Regions from separate parts of the Homo sapiens genome. Here region 1 is linked to region 2. The links are chromatin contacts, found by Hi-C in ENCODE. All regions are on one chromosome and are shown on one strand. Each heading gives the region's core, a stretch centred on a gene start or an enhancer-like site at or near the end of the contact. The rest is flanking DNA. Distances are from core to core; before and after follow the strand shown.

Region 1 (5,386 bases), core at 2,082-4,581, 3.0 Mb before region 2:
CTGGCCAACATGGTGAAACCCCATCTCTTCTAAAAATACAAAAATTAGCCAGGTGTGGTGACACACTTCTGTAATCCCAGCTACCCTGGAGGCTGAGGCATGAGAATCGCTTGAATCTGGGAGGTGGAAGTTGCAGTGAGATGGCACCACTGCACTCCAGCCTGGGTGACAGAGTGAGACTCTGTTTCAAAAAAAAAAGAAAAAAGAAAAGAAAAAGAAAGTAGTAGTTTGTGCAACTACCTCTGGCTCATTTCTTGTGGTCTGTAGGACTGTGAATCAAGGTGCTCACATTCTACCTGCAAGCTAACCTCCAGAAAGAATGTGAATTTTGATAGGAGGGACAGAAGACTAAAAGCGATGGGAATTGATAAGTATAATGGCAATGCCCTAGAAGAGACTGTTCAATCATGAGTTGTACTCTAATTTAGAGTCCCTGAATTCTGTCCTGATGGACTTACCTTTCTAAAGGTGTGTGGTGAAATCTGCCTCAGTACTGTAAGCAATTTGACATTTTTTTCATTTGCTATTTCAAAAAAAATTAGAGCTAGAGCTGATTTTTGTGGCGTGCAATCAAAGGGGTTTAGTGTATGCACTTTCTTCCTGTTTCAACTTCTAACCACAGCCTTAGGAATGGGAAGGTTCTAACTGAACATCATCTGCAGGAAGCATGGGTGATAGCACATCCCCAGGGCCTCTCACAATGCTGGTTTCAGTGTAGCTGATTTTAGGGAAAGCAGAGGTAAATCAGTCAGAATGAGAGAACAAAGAGGAGGGCTGCCTGTTCACAAAGAAACAACCCCGTCATACCACTCTTAACAATGAACACTAAAACAGATCATGACAGACACCACTTTAAGTGAGTCTTGGTATGCCCCTATTTCATGACAAACACCTGCTATTTCCAATTTCACTCACCAAGAAAAATCTCATTTGTCCCTAGAAGTTATGTGTAAGGCTTCTGAGCTGAAAACAAAAGCAAACGGGGAGGTTTGTTACTGTGACTTTCTGGATTAGGTAACTAAGAGGACAAAAGCTATCTGACCCCTGTCTGCATTAAAGTTCCCTGTCCACTTTGTCTCTCTCTCTTTTTTTTACTCCACCCCCGAACCCACTTTCTTCCTTTGTTCTTTAATAACAAATATTTCAAGCCTCTGGAAAGCCATGAATTCTGCCTTTGATATCCAGGCACTAGAGAGAGTCCTTAAAGAACCCGAGATTTTATAATAGGAAAATTTATAACCCACAATTTAAAAAAAGAAGTTTTGCATAACAAAATTCCAGGAAGTATGTGTTATTGACAACCTCAAATACAGCACAGACAAGGAATCTTTTAAAAAGTCTACCAAACTTGATAAAAAGTTTCTCTTATCAAAAGCACATTTATATGAAGGGAAGAAGGCAGTGAGCAGATAGGAAGTATAGGTTTGGAAGAGAAAAGGAGACATGGAAAAGTAGCTGGAAAAATCAAGCAACAATTTTTTTTTTTTTTTTTTTGAGACAGAGTTTCGCTCTTGTTGCCCAGGCTGGAGTGCAATGGCGTGATCTCAGCTCACCGCAACCTCCGCCTCCTGAGTTCAAGCGATTCTCCTGTCTCAGCCTCCCAAGTAGCTGAGATTACAGGCATGTGCTACCTTGCCCGGCTAATTTTGTATTTTTAGTAGAGACAGGGTTTCTCCACGTTGGTCAGGCTGGTCTCAAATTCCTGACCTCAGGTGATCTGCTCGCCTCAGCCTCCCAAAGTGCTGGGATTACAGGTGTGAGCCACCACACCCAGCCAATTTCTTTTTGCTTTTAAGCTAGGGAAGATCTGGACAGTTTGGAGGCAGAAGGGAAAGAGTTGCTGGAGGGGAAAAGGACAGGCAGGACTGGCTTCATGGGCATGTGACCTATGCAGTCAGCCACCCCAGGACCCTGCATTTGGTTTAATGCTCTGCTGGTTCTGAAAGGTATAAACCACTATGTGGTAGGCTGATTAATGACCCTCTATTTATAAATCCTCATCCTAATCTCTGGAACCTGTGAATATGTTATCCTATATGGCAAAAGGGACTGTGCAGATGTGATCAAGTTGAGGATTTTGAGATAGGATGGTCTGTAACCAATGTAATCACAAGGGTCCTTATACAAGAGAGACAGAAGAGTTAGGGTCACAAGAGAAGGCATGTGACGAGGGAAGCAGAGAGAGTGAAGGAGATGTGAAGTCATGAGGTAAGGAATGCAGGTGGCCTCTGGAAGCTGGAAAAGGTAAGGAAACACATTGTCCCTGAGAGCCTCCAAAAGGAACACAGCCCTACAGGTCCATTTTGGACACCTGATCTCCAGTACTATAAGGTAATGAATTTCTTTTGTTGTATGCAACTAAATGTGTGATAGTTTCTTACAGCATCAATGAGAAACTAATACACGCTACATAAACACAAGGGAGATGTATTACTCGTTTTGTAGAAATCAAAGGCATTAATAAAACTAATAGCAGTTACCATTTATTGAGTGCTTCCTAGGTGCTAGGCACTATACTCAGCTCTTTCTGTATCTAATCTTATGTAGCCCTAGAACAAGATATGAGGTGGGAATTAAGGCCCAATAACTAGCTAGAATGTTTTAGAGTTGGGATCTGCGCCCAATCTATGTCACTCTAAGTTTTTTTTTGTTTTACCCCATCCCCATATTTCATCATAAGCCTTTGGGTTTGTCTTCATTCTTTAGCATGCGTTATACTCGCACGTGTCAACCTAGGAGTCGGGCTGGGGCGGGGCAGGAGATGACATCCACATCTAGGGTGCATGAAATTAAAAAAGAGCCGAAGCCATCTCTACAAGTCACAGGTAGCTTACATAGGCACCCACAGCAGATGTGAGGCTACAGAAAAATGAATGAGACAAAGAATACGCTTCAGACCGAAAGTCAAAGATCCCGCACCGTCCGTTCCTAACTCGCCCGCGTACTGGGTGAATCCTAGAGCCTGGCGTCTGCGAGGACTCCAGGAGCGACAGCAGGGACCGACGCAGAGAGGTCCTCAGCCTGGTTTCCCGGAGAAGAGGTCGCCCCGCTTCCCCCGCCCGCACCCCCCGGTGTTTTGGAGGCCCGCGTGGTCCCGCCTCATTGGCCGCCGCGGAGCCCGAGGCCTCGGGGAGGCGGGGCGGCCTTCGCAGTTGTAGTTCCCGAGTCCTCTCGTTCAGCGGCTCCGCCTTCCTGCCGCGGCGCCTAGGCGACCGCCCAGGACCACAACTCCCACAAGGCCCCGCGCTTGGGGGCGTGGCCGAGGAGCCAAGCGAGCCGGGGGCGGGGCCGCCTGGGGGATGAAGTGGGGGCGCTCGCCTTTCCTGCCTCACTCGCAGCTGCCGGGTGTTGGGGAAAGAGTCGCCTGCCTCCGGACTGGAGTGCAGACCTCTGACCCTGGAGTCGCTCGGCCGCTGGGAACCGTCCCCTTGGGTCGTCGCCTGGGCCGCCCGTCGTTCCCCGGCCCCGAGGGGTCCGGCTGGCCGCGGTGTGGGTAGAGGTCAGCATGAGCCAAGGGGTCCGCCGGGCAGGCGCTGGGCAGGGGGTAGCGGCCGCGGTGCAGCTGCTGGTCACCCTGAGCTTCCTGCGGAGCGTCGTCGAGGCGCAGGTAAGCCCGAGTGATAGCGGGCCGGGAACCCCCGGCCGAACACCCGCGGCCGCTACACACGGGCCGCGGCTGTGACGCGGGGAGGGCCGGGCAGGGCCGGGCCAGAAAAGAGGTGATTTCTGGCGAGCAGAAAACCCGGGGAGCAGAGACCTGACCGTCCAGTGCGGGAAACATCTGCGAACCGCCCGCAGGGTGGGGGGACGGCGACACTCCGGGTAATGGCAGTCAAAAGAGGAAGATGGTGACGGTCCCCCTGAGCTGTTTTCGTTTTTTCCTCTCGGATGTGTTAAGCGGCTGGGAGTGTGGCGGGAGATGGGACGGGCATGAACCACCTCGGCTGTCTTGCGAAGGGAGCGAGCGCCCAGAGAAACGGTGACGTCCTTCCCTTCAGGAGTTAGTGAGGGAGGGAGACTGAGAGTTGGGGGCACTCCGCAGACCCCCGAGGCCCCGCCAGGCGCAGGGGATTGGGAGGGGGCAAGACTTCACTCGAACTGTCGGACTAGAGCTTTCTGGGCTTTTACTCTTCCTCGAGCACCTTCCCTTGCTCAAGATTGCTTTATTTTTACCCAGCTGAGCTGTGTCTGCCAAGTGGCATCGCCAGGTAAGTCCCAATACGAGACTGGGGGGGTCTGAGTGGGGCGTTGTGGCTCGTGGATGGAGGCTCTGGCTCTGGCAGTCGTGAGGTGCTGGCTGGTTGTTGATGTGAAGCGATGATTACAAGTGTTCTCAGTGTGCTAGAAATCTGAGGCTTAGCTGACCAGATCCTTTCGCCTTCAGAGAGGTGTTTGCTTCTATTCAGTAGAATTTGAATTGATTGCCAGGTGCTGCTGCTTGTTGTCTGCACCTGCTGCAAGGAGGCAGCACTGCTGAGGGCCAAAAAAATAAAACGAAGGTCTCAGGTGGCCTGATGATGAGGGGAGATGTCATTTGAAGCAATTAGTGCTCATCCAAGAAAAATTGAAGGTGACTCTGAGTGTAACCGTGAAAACATGTTTTTCTGAATTGAGTCACTTTATTTCATGGTTTTATGGTGCCCTGCACTAAATCCCAGAGTGCCTGAATAGTCCGTTTGTGTCTGTGTTTGAACCATAAAAATAAAAGGGGCAAATTTTTGGTATTGGGGAACATGTTAAAATGCAGATTCTCTGGCCCTACCTCCACATGTATTGATTGGATCTGGAATATGGCCCAGATATCAGCATTTTAAACAAACATTGCAAGTACAGTATAACTGTAGCAAAGTTATCTTTTGACTACCTCTTGGACCTCACTTGGAAAACACTGAGATGGAATAGATAGTGGTAATCTGGGCAGACTTACTAAAGTAAATTTTCCAAATTGTCTTTGGCAAAATTATTTTCTAGTCACTAGTTGAGTGTTTCTGAGTGAAATTTACAATTCGATATTTTTCTGAAATGAGAGTTCCCATTTTCTCTTTTTATATAGCACATATTAATTTATGCTTATCTGTCTAGAAACTTCATTTTAAATTTTTTTCATTTACCACTAATTATGTGTAATTAATGTTTTATAATTTCACCTGTATTTTTAAAATTCTTGTGTAGAGATGGGGACTATGTTATTAGGCTGATCTTCAACTCCTGGCCTCCAGCGAGCCTCTTACTTTGGCTTCCCAGGTGCTGGGATTACAGGTGTGAGCCACTGTACCTGGCCTGCCCCTGTACTTTTAATTTCATTATATCCAAATGAATATAAATATAGTCCAACAGTTAAAGATTTGTGAATATTTGAAGTAGCATTGTGCCAAACAGTCTTCCA
Region 2 (5,800 bases), core at 2,564-5,063:
AAACATACTGCAATAGAGTATCTGTTATACTTAAAAGTCTAAACAAGAAGTCATAGCTTCATATATCAGCAGAGAATTTCAAATCTGCATTTATTCATTGAACAAATAAAATCAGACATTCAGGATAAAGACCATGTATGAGGCACCATGGTTTGCACATTCTAGACCCCAGTCAAACTCTTCACTTTATAGTAATTAAATAACTATGATAATGGTCATATTGTAACAAATACTTGGCCAGGCTAGTGACTAGCTAATTAAGTCTTTTATAAGAGTGCAACAATTTAAAGCAAAGGGAATCCTGCCTGACAATTATAGAAATTAAAATACTCCGGGAAGTTTGGCAATTTATTCTGAGACTGAAAAGTCTTTCAAAAACTAAGTAGCAGCATGTAATCACCATCAAATTATGTAATATCTACTGAATACACAGTAGTCTATACTCCACTATACAAGTTTTTCTGGTGTCAGTAAAAACTGTTCGGCCATAGTTATTATTCCAGGGTCATGTTATTTCTTTTTACCATTTAATAATATTAGGAGTTCTTTAAACATTTATATTTTATAAAAGTTTATAAAACTTTATAAAACTTTATAAAAATTTACTATTTGCAATAATTGCTATGGATTGTTGATTGATCCATAAATCCTATGGATTAACCCATAGGAATGGATAAACATCCTTTAAAACATGCTTTAAAAACACTAGCAAACATTCTCTACCCTGTGTTGTATGAACTTTGAAAAGTATTGCAACCAAACAAAACTAAGTGCAGTGTAAAAGTAATAGCTATAGGCCCTTTAACTTTTTAGCCTAAGGACCAGTACAACCCAAGTGTTTGCTTGTGTTGATGATTTGGATACATTTGCAGAATGTTGGGTTCTGTGTTGTCACAGAGTTGCTGCAACTGCCAAGAGGCAGGGGAAAGAATGAATGGTGCTGTTGATGTCCTTAAAATACCTGGTTCTGCAGAAAACTCCTAACAGACGCAGGCTTTCAGGACACCATTGGAAATAGGGCTTATGGAACACATGGACAAGTCACCCATTCTATGGCAGCACCTGGTCAGACGTTTCTTTTATTGAAAAAAATATATATATATTATCGAAAGAAAAGTATATTTTAGGAAATTGCGCTCTGTTTTTACTGTAACACAGTTCAAAAGCAAGCAATGCTATAGTCCTTCATGTGGTCTGTCAAAGTACTAAGAATACACCGCTACCAGTAACAACATATTTTGTTAGACTTTGCTCTCATCACCTAAGCAGATGCAATCTAAATTATAGAGAGACTTGGGGGGAAGGAGGATCATGAAATAAAACCTAATGCTTATGCTTAGCTACAACATTCCAATTATTTACAATTCCCAGTGAAAATGCTACATTAGTAATTTTCAAGTAAATTTCTTCTTGTCACTCTTCTTTAGGGACAATGTTTTCACTTGAGCTAGCTCCTGTCCTAGCAGGTTTCACAGGATTGAAAGACCTCCAGCTGTTGTAGGCCAATGCCAGGGCTGGCTGCATCCTTTAACCTTCCCTGGGATTTCATCTCATTATAAGAATATGAAGCGATCTTCAATATTAAAGAACCAACATCAAACAGCAATTCTATAGGCTCTTTTATACAGCAAAGTTTCATAGGATTTGCATTTAAGTCATTTGTCAGTTCTTTATTGACATCTGGAAAATCCACCCTGATTTATAAACAAAGTCAATGACACTGGCCAGGTCTTCAAGGTTTCAAGTACCTGTGCAAGGACAATGCACTTGTTATTAACCCAAAAGTGCATTACGGTGCACACCAGTGCCTCTTGTCTGGAGAAAAGAAGCCATTGAACCAATAATAAAATCATATTTCACGTAGAGACACTTTTTTTTTTTTTGAGACAGAGTCTCACTCTATCTCCTAGGCTGGAGTGCAGTGGCGCGATCTTGGCTCACTGCAACTTCCGCCTCCCGGGTTCAAGTGATTCTCATGCCTCCGCCTCCCGAGTAGCTGGGATTACAGGCGCCTGCCACTACGCCGGGCTAATTTTTGTATTTTTAGTAGCGACAGGGTTTCGCCATGTTGGCCAGGCTGGTCTCAAACTCGTAACCTCAGGTGATCCGCCCACCTCGGCCTCCCAAAGTGCTGGGATTACAGGTATGAGCCACCGCGCCTGGCCCATAGAGAGACATTTGAATGAAAACAGTCTTTGGAAAAGGTAAGAGACATGAAGTCATATTTTGAATAGGCAAACAGCAACCTCAATACAGCACTTGTAAAGTTGACGTCCCCGAGTGCATTCGGGGACTTTGATGAAGGCCACCGGGTGAAGACGGTCATGGGTTCCATATAATCTGCAGAAGGCCTCGGTTTGCAAAGTCCTACCCAGATGAATCACCTCTGGTATTGAAAGGCCAGACTGCCCCCTGAGGTTTCTAGGAGATCCAGGTATTTTACAAATGTTTCCTCTACAAGCAAGTCTGGTCTGAACTTTTTTAAAAAGCACCCAAAGGCAAGTCAAGGTTAAGCGTGTCACCAGCCCCAAAGCAAGTAACCAAGGACTAGCTGGACTTCCGAGCCCTGAAGGCCTGGGCATGAGTTGCTGCTGGCGCCCTAAGGCTGACTCCCACCTCTTTCCATCTGGTACTATGTCCTGTGGAGCCCGCCTGGGCTGGCACGGAGGTAGTCTTCCCCCACCTCCCTCTGGCCCCACTTACTGTTGCTGGACTTGAGGTCCCGGTGCAGGATGGGCACGAAGGCCTCCTCATGCAGGTAGAGCATGCCCCGCGCTATCTGCACGGCCCAGTTGACCAGCACGTGCGGAGGGATGCGGCGCGCGCGGCGGGGGCCGGGCGCGCGCGGGTCCGGGGCGGCGTTGGCAGCGGCCAGCGCTCGGTTGAGCGCTCCGCCGCGGGCGAACTCCAGCACCAGGCAGAGGTGCGGCTGCTGCAGGCACACGCCGCGCAGCTCGATGATGTTGGGGTGCCGCAGCATGGCGAAGAGCCGAGCCTCGCGCCGCACGCTCTCGGCAGCCGCCGCCGCGTCCTGCTCCGGGTCCTGGCGCGCCGCCTTCACGGCCACCTCCTGGCCCTGCCAGGTGGCGCGGTACACCTGCCCGAAGCCCCCAGCGCCGATGAGCTCCTTCAGCTCCAGCCGCTCGAAGGCGACGTGTACCGGGGAGCTGGGCCGCGAGGGCGGCGGCGCGGGGCTGGCGGCCGGGCGGCAGGGAGCCACGTAGTTGGCGGGGAAGATGCCGAGGCGCCGCTGCACCTGGCCTGCCCACCAGCCCTCGTCGCCCGACACGGCGGCGTCCTGCGACAGCACCTCCACCAGCTGGCCGCGCCGCAGGCTCAGCTCGTCCTCGCCGCGAGCCTCGTAGTCATAGAGCGCGGCCCACAGCCCCGCGCCCGCCGAGGCCGAGCCGCCCGAGGAGGTGGACGACGAGGACGCTGAGCCGCCGGGGGCTCCCCCGGCCGAGGACACCGGGGTGTCGGTCGCTCCCGCGGCGCCCCGCAAAGCCATGGGGGCAGCTGCGCGGGGAAGGCGGAGCGGGAAGCTGGGCTCAGCCTCCCGGGCGGCCGCGGGCGCGCATCGTCCGGCGGTGTGGCCGTCGGCGCCGGGGGAAGGCGAGGGGGTAGGAATCGCGATCGGTGACGGCAGAGATCACGGGCTAGCTGCCCAAAGGGTCCAGCCTCGGCCCGCGTTCCTGGCCAGCCGCCTCTGCTGCCGCAGCGGTCCCCGAAGCCGCGGGCGACGTCCCACCATGGTCGTGCCCAGGCCCTGCGGCCGGCCCGCCCGCCGCGCGCTCCTTAGCCAGAGCCTGGGACGCCCCACCCCACCCTAGCCGCGCCAGGGCCGCCCCGCCCCCTCCGGCTCCATTCCGCACCGCCCCCCCACCCCCCCGGGCCCGCCCCTAGGCCAGTCCCCAGGGCCTTCCCGCCCCTCCCCCAGCCGCCCCGCCCTCTCCAGGTTCATTCCGCCCTCCTTGACCCGTCCCGGGCGCCCAGTCTGCGCCCGCCCTATGGGACCGCCTTCCTAGGTTCGCCCCACCCTTCCCCACCAACTGCACCATCCCGCCCCGCCCTCGCCAGGTTCACTTCCCTTTTCTGTGCCAGTCCCCAGAGCCTCGTCCCGCCCCTGGCGCCCGGGCCCGTCCCCCACCACCTTGGGCCGGGCCCGCCCCCTGGGCCCGCCTGGCTGGTCCCACCCCGCCCCCGCCGCAGGTGCTCCGGAGCAATGGTGAGCCGCGCCCACATGGTCTGGGAGGCGGGATCGGCCGTCATCCGCTATAAATTTTCGGGAGAGTTTAAATTAAGCCAAAGGTAAGACTGAGGGAGGGGACGCTTCTCCAAGAAGCGGTGGGAGAGGGTTGAGAAGATGTGGGGCTTTAGGGTGTGGCGGGGAGAGAGAGAGTTGCAGTTCAGGGAGAGTGACAGAATCTCAGAACGGGCTACAGAAGAAATTGTAGCGCGGTGCCAGACCTGGGCCAGTGCGAGTGGCAAGTCACCATGCTAAGTGCGTTTGAGCCACCGTGCATCTCAGAACTGACTAGGTTACAGATCGCAGCGCAGAGTGACCCGTGGTCGGTATAGTCCCAGAAGCTCCATGATGGTAAATCCTTTGCTTATTTTTACTGTCTACTCAGATGGAAAATGCCCCAGTCTCCCTGGAAACCCACAGGTTTGGGTTTAGGAAGCATTGGCAATGGCTGGGTGCCAGACGTTGGTAGGTTACTGTGGCAGGTGATGAGGCTAAAAAGATAGAAGAGCTTAGTTATTAAAATTCTAAAATATTAGATTATCCTGTAGTAGGCCAGAATTTCCTAACGTGTGGATCCTGTACTTCCAATAACAGAAGGGACAATTTTAGATATTATGAGGATAGGACATACAGTAACATTCTGAGTTACATAAAGATAAATTTATTGTCTTTTCAGTTTTCTTTGTCTCTCAGATCAAACTATTTATTGGCTGTGTGACCTTGAGCAAGTTTCTTTATTTCTCTATGACTCAGTTTTCTCATCTATAAAATGGGAATATAATAAATAGTACCTACTTTATAGGGTTTTTAGGAAGACTAAATGAGTTAATAGTTTTACAGTGGGTCTTCTGCATCCACAGAATCAACCAACAGCTGGTCAAAAATGTTTTTTAAAAACCCAAAAAATAACAATACAAATAATACAAATAAAATACAGCATAACAACTATTTACAGAGCATTTACATTATATTAGGTATTATAAGTAATCTAACTATTTAAAGTATGGGCATACTTTGGAGATACTGCAAGCATGGTTCCAGATCACTGCAATAAAGCAAGTGACATGAATTTTTTGATTTCCCAGTGCATATATATACAAGTTATGTTTCCAGTATACTGTAGCGTATAAAGTGTGCAATAGCATTGTGTCTAAAGAATGTTTATACCTTAATTTTAAGTACTTTATAGGTAAAATGTGCTAATGATCATCTGAACCTTCAGCAAGTCATAATCTTTTAGCTGGCAGAGGTCTTGCCTCTATGTTGATAGCTGCTGACTGATCAAGGCAGTGGTTGCTAAAAGTTGGAGTGGCTATGGCAAATTCTTAAGGCAACTATGAAGTTTGTCACATGGATTGACTTTACCTTTCACGAAAGACTTCTCTGTAGCATGGGAAGCTGTTTGATACCATTTTAACAACAATAGAACTACTTTCAAAATTGGAGTGATCCTTCTCCCACCCTGCTGCTATTTTACCAACCGAGTTTGTGATATTCAAAATCCTTTTTGTCGTTTCAAAATGTTCATAGCATCTCCTCTGGGAGTAGATTCCA

What was found. Hi-C counts contacts between places; a loop is a spot of excess contacts on that map. Pooled maps may share reads with other maps.
Region 1: a loop to region 2 is called in a map of B cell, with 17 times the contacts of the local background. The contact joins the promoter of ERO1B here to the promoter of MAP3K21 in region 2. A Hi-C loop is called at or near these places in 2 of 168 maps with a recorded cell type or tissue (B cell and CD4-positive, alpha-beta T cell) and 7 of 50 pooled maps.

The regions. Positions count from the first base shown.
Region 1 is chr1:236,279,903-236,285,288 of GRCh38, reverse strand. It overlaps ERO1B (endoplasmic reticulum oxidoreductase 1 beta), which reads left to right and starts at 3,331. Exons shown (of 16, transcript NM_019891.4): 1 at 3,331-3,607. The coding sequence starts at 3,506. RefSeq lists enhancers at 1,003-1,152, 3,737-3,936 and silencers at 2,987-3,576, 3,617-3,666.
Region 2 is chr1:233,325,737-233,331,536 of GRCh38, reverse strand. MAP3K21 (mitogen-activated protein kinase kinase kinase 21) reads right to left here and starts at 3,813. Exons shown (of 10, transcript NM_032435.3): 1 at 2,704-3,813. The coding sequence starts at 3,508. It also overlaps a transcript of PCNX2 not described here. RefSeq lists silencers at 3,170-3,369, 3,559-3,710, 3,510-3,809, 4,000-4,299.